Regions from separate parts of the Homo sapiens genome. Here region 1 is linked to region 2. A link is an interaction called in ENCODE POLR2A ChIA-PET data of the cell type or tissue named here. Cell type or tissue: OCI-LY7. All regions are shown on one strand. Region 1 overlaps MTF2 (metal response element binding transcription factor 2). Region 2 overlaps CCDC18-AS1 (CCDC18 antisense RNA 1).

Region 1 (4,000 bases), 220 kb before region 2:
AACATTTAAACTTTTTAACCCCTCTAATTATACTACCAAAAGTGCCTTCTCCTCACAGCTGACTATGGCACAGAAAAAACAATGTTAGATAAAATTGCTTTGTGCCTTAGCATGAATCAAGGCAGCGGCATCAAACTGTACTTGTATTCTTCATTGTGTACTAACGGTAAAAAATATAAACACACACACGTACCCCCAAACCTTATTTCACTTAAGAATGTTTTTTGTTTGTTTGTTTGTTTTTGAGATGTAGTTTTGCTCTGTTGCCTAGGCTGGAGTGCAGTGGTGTAATCTTGGCTCATTGCAACGTCCGCCTCCCAGGTTCAAGCGGTTCTCCTGCCTCAGCCTCCCGAGTAGCTGGGATTACAGGCACGCGCCACCATGCCTGGCTAATTTTGTATTTTTAGTAGAGATGGGGGGTTTTGCTATGTTGGCCAGGCTTGTCTTGAACTCCTGGCCTCAAATGATCCACCTGCCTCGGCCTTCCAAAATGCTGGAATTACAGGCATGAGCCACCGTGCTGGCCAGGTTTTTAATATGTGTGATAAAATAGAAATGGCATAAGGCACTTGTGCCATTGTTTGAGTTGCCAGCTGAACTAGCAGCTTTTTCATGGAACACCATTTTTACTTGAAACAGCCACTTAGTTCTGTATAAGGCAGGTATTTTCTTGAAGTGACAATCTACGTTTTATATTGACCTTAATTACCATTTTTTTTTTCGTTTGTTCTTGTGAATTCAAGTTAGCATCTTGTGTCTGTCCTTCCTTCCATTTTTCTCTTTTCTTTTCTTCTTTTCTTTTGACAGGTTCTCTCTCTGTTGCTCAGGCTGGAGTGCAGTGGCACAATCACAGCTCACTGCAGTCTCGACCTCCTGGCCTCATATAGTCCTCCCACCCCAGACTCCTGAGTAGCTGGGACCACAGGCACGTGCCACAATGCCCGGCTAATTTTTATTTTTTAATTTTTTTAGAGACATTCTCCCTTTGTTGCCCAGGCTACTCTTGAATTCGGGGTCCTCCTGCCTCAGCCTCCCAAAGTGCTGGGATTACAGGCGTCAGCCATGCTGCACCTGGCCTGTGTCATTTCTTTGAAACAGTTGAAACAGTTTTGCTCCTACATACTTCCTTTATGCTATTATTGCCAAATATATTACATTTCTATATATTATGGGTCTAACAATACAATTATGTACATATTGTTTTATATACTTGCTTTGGAGGGAATATGCATTTATGCTGTCTTTTATAATTACTTTTGTTGGTATTCTTTGTGTGTGTGTGTGTGTATGTGTATGTACATGTATTTGAATTTCCTTCTGGGTTTACTTACTTTCAATCGTAGTAGTATTCATTGTAAGATGTCTCTGCTAATAACAAATTCAGTTTTTGTTTATCTGGGAGTTTGTATTTCACCTTCATTTTTGAAAGACAGTTTTGCTGGATATAAGATTCTCTGGTGACAGCACCCACTCCCTGCAGCCTGCTTACTTTGAATATGTCATCTCACTGCCTTCTGGCCTTTATTGTTTCTGATGAGAAGTCAACTGTTAATCTTATTGGGGTTTCCCTGTACGTGATATATTGTGTTTCTCTTGTTGCTTTCAAGATTTTTTTTTTTTTTTTTTTTGCCTTTCAGCATTTTTACTATGATGTGGCTGGGTGTAGATCTCTTTGCATTTATCCTACTTGGAATTTGTTGAGCTGCTTGGATGTGTAGATAATGTTTTTCAGCAAATTTGGGAAGGTACCAGTTATTTCTTTGGATATCTCTAAAATGTATTTCTTTCAAACTGAAACACTCCGTACCCATTAAACACTAACTCCCTATTCCCCATTCTTCCTAGCCGTTGGCCGCCATTCTGTTTTCCATCTCTATGACTTTGAGTGTCTAGGCACCTCATATAAGTGGAATAGTTGTCCATTTTGTCTGGCTTATTTCACTTAGCATAATGTCTTCAAGGTTCATCCGTGTTTGAGCATGTGACAGGGTTTCCCAGAATTTCTGTATTTTTAGATATTGAAGTTAGATATTCCTAATACTTAGGAACTTTTTGAAACTTTTTTCTTTAATTTCCCTGCTCATTTTATTTTTACTAAACTTTTATGCTGTTTTTAGAATTATTATCTAGTTTTACATGTCACTGTATGTTTAATTAGTGAAAAATCTAATTTGGAAAAGTGAAACCAAACACTGCTTTGTTACCTTTAAGAAAGCTGATGGTGGTATGCTTTGCTGTTTATGGAATGTCTGATACATAAGTTATAATGTAATTTCACAGTATTTAATATATATTTTTTTCCTTTAAGTACTCTTATAGTGTACTTTCCTTTTTTTTTGTTTTTTTGTTTTTTGAGACAGAGTCTTGCTCTGTTGCCCAGGCTGGAGTGCAGTGGCATGATCTCAGCTCACTGCAACCTCCGCCTCCTGGGTTCAAATGATTCTCCTGCCTCAGCCTCCCCAGTAGCTGGCATCACAGGTGTGTACCACCACGCCCGGCTAATCTTTGTATTTTTTAGTAGACACAGGGTTTCACCATGTTGGCCAGGCTGGTCTTGAACTCCTGGCCTCAGGTGATCCACCCGCCTCAGCCTCCCAAAGAGCTGGGATTACAGGCATGAGCCACCGCACCTGGCCTTATAGTGTACTATTTGTCTATAATGTAATGAAATTGCTGGTTCTCAATGTTTTTTTTTTTAAACTCTCAGTCTGCATATTTGCTCAATTCAGTGGTGATTCCCTGTAAGGAGAAGGTCATGACTGCCCTTCCTTTGAGTGTGAAGAGTGTGAATAACACCAGCTGTCCCTTGAAGTCACTGGTTAATGTGTCTTAACTGCATGTGGCATAATCAAGAGATTAAAATGTAATTCACTTTTATTCTTTACCTAAACCCAGTCATGAGATTCAAGACATTATTTGCTCATGATCATGGCCTGCATACCTCAACATAAAGCTGTTATTTTGATGGCAGCTGCCTTGAATGTGTTATCTTGGAGTGTTTGCTGAGTCTTGGCCTCACTTAGAGTAGGCAATGAATGGATATTGAGAATTGTTATCATTTTGTTTTAAACTGCTTTGTTTGGAGAGTATTTATGATTTGAGGTACTTTTTATATTTTTGTCTTAAGGTTTTTAACAAATTTAAAACTTTGATTAACATATAAAATATCCCACTGGTATAAAATAAGCTCTACAAGTAAGTCTTATGTATGGTCTTTTATTCTCTAAACAGAGACTCTACAGGGGCAGGTAATTCACTGGTCCACAAGCGGTCTCCTTTACGTCGAAACCAAAAGACCCCAACATCCTTGACCAAGCTGTCTTTACAGGATGGACATAAAGCCAAAAAGCCAGCATGTAAATTTGAAGAGGGTCAGGATGTCCTAGCTAGATGGTCAGATGGCTTGTTTTATCTTGGCACTATCAAAAAGGCAAGTTACTTTAATGTATCTTTTGCTGTTTTTGCAGTAAGCATTTAATAATCTTAAATTTAACTTCATGTTTTTAATTTTAAGAGATCACCGTTAAGTATTTCTCTGTATTGCAGATAAACATATTGAAACAGAGCTGCTTCATCATATTTGAAGACAGTTCTAAATCCTGGGTTCTCTGGAAGGACATTCAAACAGGCAGGTGCTACTATTTCTCTTGAACATGATTTAAATTAAAATTTGATTTTCTTCAACTTGTCATATTATGATGTTGTCTGTTGAATACAGTGTATTTAGATAACTCAGTATTACTTCCTAGGAGAGGTTAAAAAATCAGCATAGTCGTTATTATAGACCATAAGAAGAACAAGAATACTCTAGAGGACAGATGCATCACTAATTTATACCTGTAAGCTATGTTAAGACCCTTCTAAGAACTTTGAAGAAAAATCTTTAGTAACTAATCTCAGTAACGGTTTGGGATTCAATTCAACTGTTGCTTGCTTATATTTGTAGAAAGCAAGTGTTTATTGGGAGCATACTGTTTGTCAGATGATTTGGGAAATTAGG
Region 2 (4,000 bases):
CTTGGGTGACAGAGGGAGACTCTGTCTCAAAAGAAAAAAAAAAAAGAAATACAAACGTAAGCCAGATAGACATAGTCCCTGACCTTACACAGCTTACTCTCTTAAATAAGCAATCACAATAAAATTTGGTAGGTTCTTAAAAAAGAAAAGATGAAATATAGATAGGATTGTTAGATAAAATATAGGATGCTCAGTTAAGTTTGAATTTCAGATAAATAATGTATAATCTATTAATTACTATAAATATGTCCCATACAATCTGGAAACTCTATCAAAGTTCAGAGCAGGAGCTTCAAAGTTAGTCCAAGAAGATAATAAAAGGCTTCCTGGAGGAAGGGACATTTAAACTGAAACCTAAATTTTACCTTATGTGCCAAGTTCTTATCAATGGCATTTCTAACTAGAATTTAATTATTTCTGCAAAATGCTTTCTGCTCATTACTGGGGTGTGGCCTTTGTCTCTCTCTCTCTCTCTCTCCAAAGTGTTCTTCCCATAATGTGAAGAGGAGAAAGATCTTTTAAATCTTTTTATATAAAAGAATAATTTACAAGTTACAGATGCTCCTCAACTTATGATAGGGCTAAGTCCCAATAAACCCATCATAAGTTGAAAGTGTCCCTAAGTAGAAAGTGTACTTAATACAACTAACCTACCAAACATCATAGCTTAGCCTAGACTACCTTAAACATGCTCGGAACACTTACATTGCCTACATTTGGGCAAAATCATCTAACACAAAGCCTATTTTATAATAAAGTTTTGAATATCTCATGTAATTTATTTAATTTTGTACTAAAAGTGAAAAACAAAACAATTGTGTGATTACTAGAAGTACGGCTTCTACTGATTGCATTTTGCTTTTGCAACATTGTAAATTCAAAAACTCCTCAATCAAACCATCTTAAATCGGGGACTGTCTGTAGAATCTAAGCTGAAAACTCCTTCTCCCCATTGGACAGAAAACAGTTGCCACATAACTTCCTGTGTAACATTATTAAGTATCCATCCAGATTAGAGTAGCTCAAGGTTTTAAGATTGTATTCCTTTATGCCATACTAATTTAGGCCACACAAACTATTAATTGTTGGTGTAATTTTCCAAATGAATTATTTTTGTGTATTTTCCAAGTAAAGTACTTTTGAGATTTAATAAAAAGAACTGGCCTTATGTTGATATACTGGAAATGCTATCCCAGCTTTGTCCCTGCCTGAGTCTTTTCCATCCTTCTCTGCCTTTCTTCCAGTGCAATCTATGGCTAATGTGCATTACAAGGCCAGATGTTTCTGGGGAAAACTACAAACAAACAAACCCTTGCTACTTGTCAATAAGTGGTACTACAAATATCAGAATATACATCTATATTTTTTAGTGATAGATTATTTGAATCAGTCCATTTATTAGCATTTAAATTTGTTACCACCAAATCAGTTGAGCAAGATGTTAAGGGGGTGAAATAAATTCTTTTGGACAAACTTGGTCGTTGTCACTTGTAGAGAAAGACAATTGCTTATTTTTGTAGCAACTATTGTCACAGACAAAAACAAAAAACAATACTTCTGTCAATTCCCTTTTAGTCTGAGTTTCAAGGTCAAGAGATGCATCAAGAAAGTATATCTGTGTAACTACAGAAAATCACATCCCTGACTGCCCCAGCACAAGGCCTAGGCTGTTTCAGGCAGTTCCTCTCTAATGATACTGCATTCCCAGAACATTTAAAAATTATTCTTGAGAACTACAACCAAGAAATGGTGGTCGGGGGGAGAACTAGGTCAGTCCAGAGTCACATGGAGAAGTGTCTTCTAGACACTTTTTGGAATATCTTGATGGCTCACAATGAACCCATTAACTGGTCCCCTCAGCTATGGCAGAGCTGTGTACAACGTCCCCCATCCTCCCTCTGGCCAGTGACTGGACTGGAAATAGGCTGCTGACTCAAGCTGAGCAGAGTCCCTTCCCAAGGAATCTGGAAGTGGGGATGGGAGCAGAGAGAGTGTGTCTTTCCATGTGGTTGGAACTGTAAAAAGTAAATATGAAAGCTGTGGCTGCCATCTGCCAGCTGCCATATGGCTTGAATAACTGAGAAAGCCAGATGCTGCAGAAAAAAAATGAACTGAGAAACAAAGTAAGCTCTCTCTCTCTGAGTTCCTGCTGATATTTCCATTTCAGTGTCAGCTCTTTTGACACCTGGTTGCTTGCATTCCTGCCTTAGCTTCGTGAGATGCTTCTATTTTCTTATGTTTCCCCTTTTCTACCTAAAACAGTTCAAAGTTGGTTTCTACTCTTGATAAACAAACACCCTGATGAATCCTGAAGGCTAGGCATTGTCCCCACCAATCTCTGGTGAGGCAGTTGTTTATCAAGAGTTGCCCTGTGATGTGCACATTGCTTTCTCCTTAGCAAGGTGTTCCACTCATCAGTCCTGCTAGGCAAAACAAATGAGAAAAGATGCACGAAGCAGAGTGGGAAGAACTGGACACAACTGAGTTGAAAGCTAACCATATTACTTATTTGCTGTTTGACCTTAAACTAGTTTCTTAAGGTCACTGAGCCTCTGCTTATTTACATATTCACATCTGCCTTGCAGGATTGATTAAATGAAATAATTTATGTCAAAATGAGATTATGGTTCTTGGAGCAGTAACTGTAATGATATTGTCACTTGGTATCCATGGACACATTTAAGGCTCTCTTCCACAGGAAGCAATGAGATAAATATTTAGACAGTTTTCAATTTTTCTGCTATTAACAGAATTCTGCAGTGAACAACCTTGTAACTAAATCTTCAAGCACACTTTTTTTTTTTTTTTGAGCCGAGTCTCACTCTGTCGCCCAGGCTGGAGTGCAGTGGCGCAATCTCAGCTCACTGCAACCTCCGCCTCCCAGGTTCTAGCAATCCTCCTGCCTCAGCCTCCTGAGTAGCTGGGACTACAAGGGCCCATCACCACGCCTGGCTATTTTCTTTTGTATTTTTGTAGAGATGTGGTTTCACCATTTTGGCCAGGCTGGTCTTGAACTCCTGACCTCACATGATCCGCCCATCTCGGCCTCCCAAAGTGGTGGGATTAGAGACATGAGCCACCACACCCAGCCAGCCTCTTGAGTAGCTGGGACTATAGGCACATGCCATCACACCCCAGCTAATTTTTGCATTTTTCATAGGGACAGGGACTTGCTATGTTGCCCAGGCTGGTGTCAAACTCCTGGCCTCAAGAGATCCTCCAGCCTCAGTCTCCCAAAGTGCTGGTATTACAGACATGAGCCACCATGCCCAGCTGTGATGTTTCTTTTTAAAAGGAAATTGCCAGCCCTTCAGGGCCTCTCTTTCTCCCTTCCCACAGACTGGAACTCAAACCCAATTGAGACCATGTAAATGAGGACAACACCTTAGGGAATGGCAAAACAAAGACTGAAGTACTTTAGGACCCTGAATGACTGCATGGAACAGAACCCTGCTGGAGCCCGAAGCACTGACCTCTGACCTCTTACCTCTGACATGAGATGTCTCTTTGCTACAGAATCTCAGTCTTATCTTAATAGCACAGGGGGGTCAATACATCTTTTATTAGTTACAGTAAGGCACTTTGGAGTACTAATTAAGTTTTATACAATGAGCAGGTTAGGTATGACTTGACATCATCCGTAACAGCCAAAATGATGTATCCTCCACCTACATGTTCCAGTATTTCATTTGTTAGTATTATTCATACCCGCATAAAGAAAATTTTCCTTCCTTATAAAAGTGCAGTGGTTTCAGTGCTAATCATTCCCTGCTTCCTCTCCACAACAGTTCCTTCAGTGTTAATGCACGGCATCTTAACTGACAGCAAGCTACTGAATTTCAGGTATATTGCTGACCTAAGCGGATTTAAGCAAACAGTGGGTAGTTCTTTTGTTTATTTCCAAGTCTGAACTTGCAGTTGATTATCTGCAAATATTTTGTAGGATTATAGGTAGATTTCCAGAGTTAAATTAGTTGTATAATACATTATGGAGACTACA

The links. ChIA-PET counts read pairs that join two places held together with the same protein. Peaks named below come from ENCODE experiments on the same cell type or tissue, not always from the same donor. Only the 100,000 strongest peaks of a DNase experiment are listed, where the experiment ranks them.
Region 1: POLR2A ChIA-PET joins it to region 2 with 5 read pairs; 4 of 35 experiments call an interaction of 5 or more read pairs at or near these places.

Annotation. Positions count from the first base shown.
Region 1 is chr1:93,106,999-93,110,998 of GRCh38, forward strand. MTF2 (metal response element binding transcription factor 2) reads left to right here. Exons shown (of 15, transcript NM_007358.4): 2 at 3,232-3,430; 3 at 3,547-3,628. Among named protein-coding and RNA genes, the nearest start is that of MTF2, 30 kb to the left of the region's middle. In OCI-LY7, no CTCF peak of the experiment used is centred here; no DNase peak of the experiment used is centred here.
Region 2 is chr1:93,326,959-93,330,958 of GRCh38, forward strand. The region is part of intron 5 of CCDC18-AS1 (CCDC18 antisense RNA 1); the gene reads right to left. Among named protein-coding and RNA genes, the nearest start is that of CCDC18-AS1, 17 kb to the right of the region's middle. RefSeq lists an enhancer at 2,194-2,303. In OCI-LY7, no CTCF peak of the experiment used is centred here; a DNase peak (open chromatin) is centred at 2,143; H3K27ac peaks cover 1,168 bases.